Regions from separate parts of the Homo sapiens genome. Here region 1 is linked to region 2. Evidence: read pairs that join two places in POLR2A ChIA-PET (ENCODE). Cell type or tissue: MCF 10A. All regions are shown on one strand. Region 1 overlaps LINC00423 (long intergenic non-protein coding RNA 423). Region 2 overlaps LINC00423 (long intergenic non-protein coding RNA 423).

What was found. Peaks named below come from ENCODE experiments on the same cell type or tissue, not always from the same donor. Only the 100,000 strongest peaks of a DNase experiment are listed, where the experiment ranks them.
Region 1: POLR2A ChIA-PET joins it to region 2 with 5 read pairs; 2 of 35 experiments call an interaction of 5 or more read pairs at or near these places.

What each region holds. Positions count from the first base shown.
Region 1 is chr13:32,827,109-32,832,108 of GRCh38, reverse strand. All of the region lies in intron 4 of LINC00423 (long intergenic non-protein coding RNA 423), which reads left to right. Among named protein-coding and RNA genes, the nearest start is that of LINC00423, 82 kb to the left of the region's middle. In MCF 10A, no CTCF peak of the experiment used is centred here; a DNase peak (open chromatin) is centred at 2,078.
Region 2 is chr13:32,879,847-32,884,846 of GRCh38, reverse strand. All of the region lies in intron 3 of LINC00423 (long intergenic non-protein coding RNA 423), which reads left to right. Among named protein-coding and RNA genes, the nearest start is that of LINC00423, 29 kb to the left of the region's middle. In MCF 10A, no CTCF peak of the experiment used is centred here; DNase peaks (open chromatin) are centred at 2,826 and 3,556.

The DNA of each region.
Region 1 (5,000 bases), 53 kb after region 2:
ATCAAAACCTATGAGCTATGTTAAAATCAAGAAATTTTCCCCTAAAAGATATCGTTAAGAGATGAAAATGCAAACCACAGAGTGGGAGAAGTTCCTTGCAGTATAAATATCCAGTCAAAGACCTATGTCCAGCATACACAAAGAATGCCTATAACCTGTTTTTAAAAGACGGTCAATTAACAGAAAAAATCCTGGGCAAAAGATTTGAACAGGTACTTCACAAAAGTAGATTTCCTAATTATGGCCTACAAACATATGAAAAGGTGCTTAACTTCATGAGTTATCAGGGAAATGCAAATTAAGATCACAATGCAATACCACTACATATACATCAAAATGGCTAAAACAAACATTACAAATTATTCCAAGTGCTGACAAGAATATGGAGCAATGGGAACTTTTATTTAATGTTGGTGGGAGTGAACTGATACAAGCGCTATGGAAATATTTGGCAATATTTACTAAGTTGAACACATATATGGCCCACGAACCAGCAATTCCACTTCTAGGTTTATTATACTCAACAGAAACGCATATATATAGACCAAAAGACACATACATGAATGCTCCTAGAAGCTGTATTTGTATTAGCCAAAAATTGGAAACAACCCTAGTGGATAGACAAATAAACTGTGGAATGTTCATACACTGGAAAATAGCAACAAGAATGAACAGTTATAACCCATAACATGAAAGAATCTCGCAACCATAATACTGAATGAATGAAACCAGATATAAAAGAGTACATACCGTATGATTCCACTTACATAAAGTTCAGACTCAGTCTATCTTTCTAGAAATCAGATAGTGGCTCTCCGTGGGGAGGGGAGGGTGACTGAGACAGGCCACTAGGGTGGGGGCGCTGGTGAAATTCGATTGCTCACTCTGAGCACTGGTTACACAAGTGTAACACAGACACAAGTGCTGTGTCTATGCATTGAGGATTTTGTATGTCTCTGTGTTGGTTATGTTTCAGTAAAAAGTTTTACTTTTCAAAGTCCCATATGCTAAAAAAAGAATAAAAAACCCAAATGCAAAAATTAAACTGAAATGACATAAAATCCAGGTCCGTAAGTGGCCCCTAACCCTTGCACCATCTGGCCTGGCTCTCTGACCTTCATGGCCTGCAGAGCTCCCCTTGCTCCCTAAGCTTGGCGACACTGCCTCCTCATTGTTCCTCAGACATAATAGACAGGCTCCCACCTCAAGGCCTCTGCCCTCACTTAGGGGTTTCCTCCCCCAGGTAACCCACACTCACTCACTGAGGTATTCAATTCTACCCAAATGCCGCCTCTTCAGAGAAGTCTTTCTGACCATCCTGCTTCCTATGACGTATCACTGCCTGCTATGATGGTGTTTCCTGCCCCTGCTATAATAAAACAACATGTGGGCAGGAACTTTTTCTATTTTATTCCCTGTGGTGTCACCAGTGCCTAGAACAGGGATTTGTTGAATAAAGAAATGAATGAAACTCTCAGTGAACGATGATTTCTTATTCATTATTGCACTCCCCCTCCCTGCCCCGAGACTACCCATAACAGATGCTCAATATGTTTAATTGCTTTGGAGCTGAATTAAGAAAATTGCATTGCCAATAAACCGTTCCGTGGGGAGACCACAACGCCTTCTGTGGACAGTATATGCTTGTTACCATTGCCATGCCGTGCTCTGAAAAACAAGGCAAAGCTCTTAAGATGTGCAGTTAGGCTGTGTATCCCTTTCTCACTTAAAAGACACAAAGCCAGCCATAAGAAGACAGATCGATGCAATGATTCAATATTGCTGTCACCTAAGGGAGTAAGAAAACAACCCTTTTGTTTGGTTGCGAGTTTCCTGCAGGGAAGAATCTTGAGTGATGGGGGAGTGAGAACACACTGGAATACTTATTTGCCGGATGACACCGGCTGCCTCAACGCCCATGCAATATTAACTCTTGGTGTCTCCAGGAGAAATGACAAAAAGTCCGTTTCTCACCATGACACTCGGTGACTCACCCAGCTTTCTTTATGTGCTGCATCACAGGTGTAAGTAAGACTTGTGGAAAGAGGGCTGATGAAGGTGCGTGCAAGGCATGTGGCTGCAAAGGCCACCTTATTCACAGCATTCAGACCCAGCAGAGGCTGACAGTGGCTGACTCACTGTGTGTCCTGCAGGGGAGGTGCTGGAGATGGAACTCAGCTTCTCAGGAATCTGCAGGTCACCCAGCAGGCATAACCCTTGCCCAGAGGAAAACAGGAGCAGGCCTGGGCCCTGACTCTTCCTCCAGGGCAGCCTTGGGCTCATGGGGAAGGAGCCTCCTCCCCAGCCACCCTTTCCCTACACCAGCGATGCAGAGAGCTCCCCACTCCTGCTGTTCTAAAACCTGCTCTGTGAAAACTGAAACTCACTCACACTGAGGCAGACATGCTGATAATAGCTTAAAGAAGTTTTTCATCTAAGGCCGAGACTGTAAACCAAAAGTAAAATTCTAAGAGGCCCAATTATCAGAATGGATCCCTCCTCTTGGCCAAGGGCATTCCAGAGTTAACCTGAAAATCTAGCTCAGGCCATGATGAAAGACGGGGGTGGACACGCCTCATTAGATCCCCCCAGCATTAACATCAACACAGACCTTAGGTCTGATGGGAAACATTTATGATCTAGTTTCTCTGGAGCCTGCTACCTAGAGGCTTCATCTGCATGATAAAACCTTGGTCTCCACAACCCCCTGTCATAACCCAGACATTCCTTTCTACTGATAATAACTCTTCTCTGCCAACTTCGAGTTGTCCCACCCTTCCAGATCAGATCGAACCAATGTACATCTCACACGTATTGACTGATGTCTCATGTCTCCCTAAAATGTACAAAAGCAAGCTGTACCCCGACCACCCTGGGCACATGTTGTCAGGACCTCCTGAGGATAAACTTTCTAAATTGATTGAGACCTGACTCAGATATTTTGGGGTTCACAAGACAGTACAGATTTCCTTGGGGAGCCTAATTGAACTCCTCATTTGGTCTCTTAAAATTATGTCTCTATCTTATTTATCTACTTTTACTGTGGTCCCATCCTTCGGTTTATTCAGACTCAACATTTGACACTTTTAACCTAGGACATGTCCAAAGTTTTACTCATTTTTATATACAGTATGGAAAGCCCGGTGCCAGGTATGCATTCCTCACAAACACGTGCGTTCCTCCTCTCCCTGACACACAGTCGAAGCGCTAACTGTGGGCTGACTTGGTGCCATGCTCATCTTCCCATGGCCATGACAGGGGAAAATGCAGTCCCCACCCAACTGGTGTCACTCTCAACCACCTCCCTCACTTCAAAACTTTCCATGGCTTCTCAGAGCTAAGGAGAATTGAACCCAAACATTCATCCTGGCATTTAAGGCAAATCCCTCAGAATAAGGGCTAGTTCCCTGTCCCCATCAATGCCAAAAATGAAAGGCTTAGAACTGGAGAACGAAGGACAAAAATTCAGATTCAAACCTTTTTTTTTTTTTTAATGGAGTTTCACTCTTGTCGCCCAGGCTGGAATGCAGTGGTGTGATCTTGGCTCACTGCAACCTCCACCTCCCGGGCTCAAGTGATTCTCCTGCCCCAGCCTCTTCAGTAGCTAGGATTACAGGTGCCCGCCACCACGCCTGGCTAATTTTTGTATTTTTAGTAGAGACAGGGTTTCACCATGTTGGCCAGGCTGGTCTCGAACTCCTGACCTCAGGAGATCTGCCCATCTCGGCCTCCCAAAGTGCTGGGATTACAGCCATGAGCCACTGCGCCTGGCCTAAAATCTGTTTATTTCTGTACTTTCCCTGAAATTTTTTAATTTGAAAAAATATATCTGGAATTTTTAGAAAAATTAATAAGATGTTTAGGGTAAAATATTCTTAATTACTTATATTTTTGTATCCTCCAATTGAGCCTTAAATGGAAAGATTCACATTAAAATATTAATAGAGTAAGAGGCAACTTTTGAAGGAGGCTTATGGCATTGGTTGTGGTGATGGTTTCACAGATATATGGTGTACTGCCTTTGCAAAAATTATAACTAAGGAAATTATGACAGTGAAAGAGACCAGACCTAACTGACTCCACCTTGCTTCGAACCTTTAAGCTGCCCTTGTTCATTCCTGGGCATAGGCTGAACTAATTTTGGGAAGAAATTCAGTTCATGGTTTGACTCTGAAACAGAATTGATAATAACCCTTTCCCAAAAAGTCCCCCTTGTTGCCTGGGGACCAGTCTGCCTTTGCAGAGGAGACAAACAGTGTTGTTTACTGTTTGCACTCAAGCACACACACACACATAGAGAGACAGAGAAAGAGATTGAGAGAGAGAGAGAAAGAGAGAGAGAAATACCAGAAATTTGTCTGGTAAGAAATTCTTACCCTTTTTGCCTGCATACTAGGTTTCCAGGTTCCCCTTCTCTGCAGCTTCCAGAAGAACGAAGCGGCTTTTGATGACCCAGTTCCCTGTGCCATAGCTATAGAGGTCAAACCACTTTATAAAAGAAAATCACTCTTTTCTCTTTTACGGAACCGTAGGCAAAAGATTCTTATTTTTGCAAGATGCTGCCCAGCAGGTTGCACGGGGAACCGAATTAACATTTTTCATCCCAGCCGAGGCAAAATACACGTAACAAACCAGACACTAGTCACCTCGTTCAGCACCCAATATCTGGCAAGGCTCAAACCGTCTCCTGTTGGTCCCTGTTGTCTTTAATCCACTCACAGTGGGGAGAGATAACCTCCCACCACAGACTCAATGGGCATCTTTAGGCAAGATAGAAGAGCAGTCACCCTGAGTTAGGCCTGCTGGACGTTCGTTCATCAGCAATTCCTTCAGGGTTCCCCTCCGCACATATAAACACACACACACACACACACACACACACACACACAGAGTAAAACGAACAGAAGGCCTTCAAGACACAAATTCCAGAACCAGTTTCAAACCAAGAGTATTCCTCCAAACAAGTCCCCTATTCTCTGTCCAATAAGACACCCTGTAAC
Region 2 (5,000 bases):
GTCAGTCCTAGCCCATTCCATCTTGGTCATATAGGAAAGACGATATTTGTCTGGGTGTTTTTTTGTTTGTTGGTTGGTTTGGATTTTTTTTGAGACAGAGTCTCACTTTGTCACCCAGGCTGGAGTGCAATCTCGACTGCAACCTCCACCTCCCGGATTCAAGGAATTTTCATGTCTCAGCCTCCTGAGCAGCTGGAATTACAGGTGCCCACCACCACGCCTGGCAATTTTTGTATTTTTAATAGAGACGGGGTTTTGCCATGTTGGCCAGGCTGGTCTTTAACTCGTGACCACAAATGATCCGCCTCCTTGGTTTCCCAAAGTGCTGGGATTACAGGCGTGAGCCACTGTGCTGGGCCATTGTCTAGATGTTTCTAAATCTGCAAGGTTTTATTATTTTCCATACTCTGTGCATTTGCATAAAATCATCAGAGGCCAGAAATATTGTTTCCAATCATTTGGCTTTTTTTTTCTTTTTTTTTTTTCTGGAAGCACATGTAACTCCTCTCTTTTTAGTCTTCTAAATCACCTAGCAGTCTTCCTGATACATAGCAGATACTGCATAAATATTTTTGCAGCGAAAATATTATATATGCCCACCATTCTGTAGCATCCAGGATTAGAAATATTTTCTATTTCTCCCCAGTAAGTGCTTATTTAAAGCTATTAGAATCCAGCTGGGCAAATCTCCCACCAAATACAGTCTTTCAGGTCTATTGAGATGCATTTTATTCTTCAGCAGGCTCTTGCATACCCCCACCTCATCTCCAGTATTAAGAGCCAAAGTTCAGAAAACTACCACTAGCTGTGACTGTAATCAAGTTACTTAACTTCTCTGTGCCTTTGTTGAGGAACTGTAAAAGAATAATCATGTCTACCTCATAGAAAATCAAACAAGCTGGTGAATACAAAGCACTTAAAACAGTGCCTGACAAATAGTAAGTATCCAGCAGATGTTAGCACATATTATTATTACTGGAATCACTAAGCTGTTACTGCCTTGACACTGGTTGTTTTCATCTTTGACTGACATTGAATTTTTTTTAATAGCAAAGAGGTGTTAAGGTAATGAGGACAAAAAATCCAAATCCTGAATACGAAAGCAACATTAGCAGAATTCCGGGACATGTGCCAACAGACCAGCAGGCAGCACCAGCATTTTATCCCTATTAAAAGACTTGTTCATCTACAAAGTGATGCCTGCAAGCAGCCTCTGGAAGCAGCTGTGGGTTAGTCCTCTGAATTTAAAGGTTATTTGCTGACTGGGACATCCTGCCCACTCAATAGTTAGGGGAAGGAATAAAGAGAAGGCCTATAAGACCAGAAGAAAGCACCTTTAACTTGTCTAAAATGAAAAATTAAATCACCCCTTTCCCTGAATGTTATTTTCCAAGATAGGAAGGATGGGCTGAAGATGTTGTTATGCCAAAAACCCAGTGCCAAGAATGAAAAGTTTTGATATGCACATTAAGAAAAATGTGTAGGAAGGTGAGCCTTCCAGAAATGTGGCTAAAAATACTCAGGACCAGACTCAGAACTGAGACAGGACTTAGAGGTCATCTCATTTATTTCCATTACTTTACGGGTGAGGAAACGGTCCCAGTGAGATTAGTACTGTACCAAACCCAGATCTCCCCTTTTCCCATTTTAAGCAACCCCTGATGGTTCAGTTAGACCAAAGGTACACTATTCAAATCATAGTAGAAGAGGCAGATACTCTATTAAAGACCTAATGGACAAAAATATCCTTTATAACTTTTGGAAGAATGAAATAGAAAAATATAAACCAACATATGGAATATAATAAAGAAAACATGGAAAGACTCCTCCCAAACATTACCCAGTATGAATGCTGCCAGAGAAAATCATTCCTAGAATTTTCATATGTATCCCAAATCATATAATTTCCAGCAAGTCCTTCTCTTCACTTCTCCAGGATAAACTTAGTGGACTCCAACTTACTGTCATCATTTCCAGTGTTCTTTATTGCTTCCAAAATCCTAGCCAGAGGTTTTATTCACTGTGGATGCCCTCTACCAAGTCTGAGAGCTAAGAAGGGCATTGAGAAGAGGTGTGGAGCAGAAGATTTAAAGATATAGTCATTATATATAAGCTATTTATTTCAAAGGGGCTTAAACATTTGATGGATAGGTGGATGGATGGGTGGGTGGGTCAGTGTGTTTCAAGTTTTTTGAGAGGTCCTATAGCATCCCGGTTAAGAGTACAGTTTCTCAAGTCAGAATGCCTGATCTTAAATCCCAGCTCCATAATTTTTTGGTTATGTGATTTTGGGTGGGGTACTTAATCTCTACATATCTCAGTTTCTTTTTTTTTTTTTTTTTTTTTTTTTTTTTGAGACGGAGTCTCACTCTGTCACCAGGCTGGAGTTCAGTGGCGCAATCTCAGCTCACTGCAACCTCTGCCTCCTGGGTTCAAGCGATCCTCATGCCTCAGCCTCCCAAGTAGCTGGAATTACAGGCACACACCACCACACTCAGCTAATTTTTGTATTTTTAGCAGAGACAGGGTTTCACCATGTTGGCCAGGATGGTCTTGAACTCCTGACCTCATGATCTGCCCGCCTTAGCCTCCCAAAGTGCTGGGATTACAGGCGTGAGCCACCGTGCCCAGCCTATCTCAGTTTCTTCATCTGTAAAATAGGTGTGATGGGGAACTTAACTCAAACTGTTTTGAAGATTAAATGTGTTAATGCACATACAGCCCACAGAAAGTTCTCTGGCATACAGCAAAGATGTCATTAAACCTTCGCTACTACTATCCAGTGGTCACTCCTCTGGCAAACACAGTTATCTGGAAAAGTGCCAAAGTAAACCTTTCAACAAAACCTGGGCACCACGTCTTGGCTGCTTAAGTCATAGACAAGCTTCATCTTGTTTTACAATAAATTCTAACAAGTATATCTGCTCTCCCTGTATAGAAAATTAAAGTAACAGGTAATTGTCTTCCTCCAGATGCCAGCCCCAGAAGCAGCTCCATAATTACTCATGCAAACTATTTTTGTGGAACACCTGCTGTCTCCATAGCACAGTGAGAAGACCAGATATTTTCCGTACTCCAGGAGGTCACAATCTGGTAGAGAAAACAAGTTATACACAAATGCGTAGGTGACACCACAAGAGTTAAAGAAGCAAGTGCAAGAGCAGATTGGGTGTGTTCCATGTTAACCAAGCAACACAGAGGAACAAGTGTTGCTTCTTGGTGTAGGGAGGCCCATGGGCCATGGTAGACAGGAAGCTAGAGCTGCCAATATACAGACAGGAGGAACCTCCACTCACACTCCAAGATGAATACCACTAGGCTGCCAAAAAATTAAAATGATGATTTTTGGAGGAAGACATGCATACACAAACCTGTGTGTGGAAACCAGACATAAACCCACAGACCATCAGTCAGTATCACAGACAAGGCTGCATGAGTCACCATAGGGTTCCTTTATGGCTGTGTCTCCTTAACTGGGGGCACTGGGCCTCCAAGAGCACCAGGATTTCTTCCAACTTTCCAAGCTGTGAGGCCCCACCTCTGCAACTGTCAGCTTCCCCTGCCCTGCCGTGGCTCTTCCTAAGACTGCAGAAGCCTATCATGAATGCACATTTCCTAAACTGTAGACTCATTCCTTTAATAACTCTTAATGTCAATTTAGCCAGCACAGCCTGTGCAGCAATTTATGACTGAGTAGGAGGCAGAACAAAGTTGGGCTAAGCAGGATGAGTAAGCTTTCCCAAGCCTCCCTTCTATTAGCTGGGTTGGCAAGGGACTTGGTGAAGGCTTTAAAACTCGTATTGAAAATGACTGCTTTTTCCAGGCTGTCCGCGCATGGTTCAGCCATTTTGTAATGATTAGCAGGTCTGTCTCACCTGCAAAAAGTTTGCAATGGTCACTTTCCTACTGGGGTGGTTGGCAAGAGCTGCCCAGAGCTGGTCCCCATGGGGACACTCATGGAAGTGGCCCTGCCATCCTCAAAATCCCAGCGTCTTTTCTAAGAGGCATCAGAAAACAGTCTTGCACTTAGAGTCAGAAAGACCATTGGTCATCAGCCTGGACCCAGGGTCTCTGACATGAGGCTATGCTTAAAAGCTGACTCTTAGTTGCCTGAATATGCTGGAGAAGGGCCCAGGCCTATGGCTCTGGGTTGGTCAGCATCCATGGTCTAGTCTGTCCAGGAAAGCTACAGGACTTTCCACCTCCCTCCCTCACTGCAGGGGAAATGGTCCATTTTTAAGACATTTACCTGAGATGATCCCTTGAACATACTCCTGGTCTCTTAAAACTTGGCCCGAAAATCACTGAAAAAAATTATAGAAATGAAGGAAATCTGTGTGGAGTGGAGGGGAAGCTGGAAGCGAAGCACTGCCATTTCTAAGTAATTTGGGTTGGAAAGAGAGGAAGACATTGGAGGACACTGTTTCTGGAAAACCACTCAAATGGGCCATTTGGGTATGTAAATATCAAGCCAGGACCATAATTGGAGAAGAGGCTTTTGAGACACAGCTGTGGTTCTTGAGACTGAAATGCTCTTTGTGCTCACAAAAAAATATTATCTGCATGTAAAGTACACTTTCTACTCTATACATTGAGTTGCCTTTGGGGAAATTTTACTTCATTTTATATTTTAAGAATGGTTTGAGTCATTTTTATGCAGGAAAATTGCTGTTTGTTCTTGGGTTGATATGCATGCTTTTGTTTAATCGGTGGCTGTCAGAGAATTGGGGATGAGGCTCAGAAGCTAAAGGAGATGCTCTTGAGAAATGAAATGAAAACTCAAACACCAACCATGTAGCTTCAGAAGTCTGGAAGGGGCCACGCTCTGCGGTTTTGGTTGGACTATTCCTGCACCCCAGGAATGGCAGCTCTGAGAGCTTCAGAGACAGGCTTCTGGTGAGGACATGGGTATTCTCACCAGGGACATCATCACGATGGCTGACAGGGACACTCGACAGCTTCCTGGACTGTGTCATGAACCAAAGGAGCCAGAGCCTTGA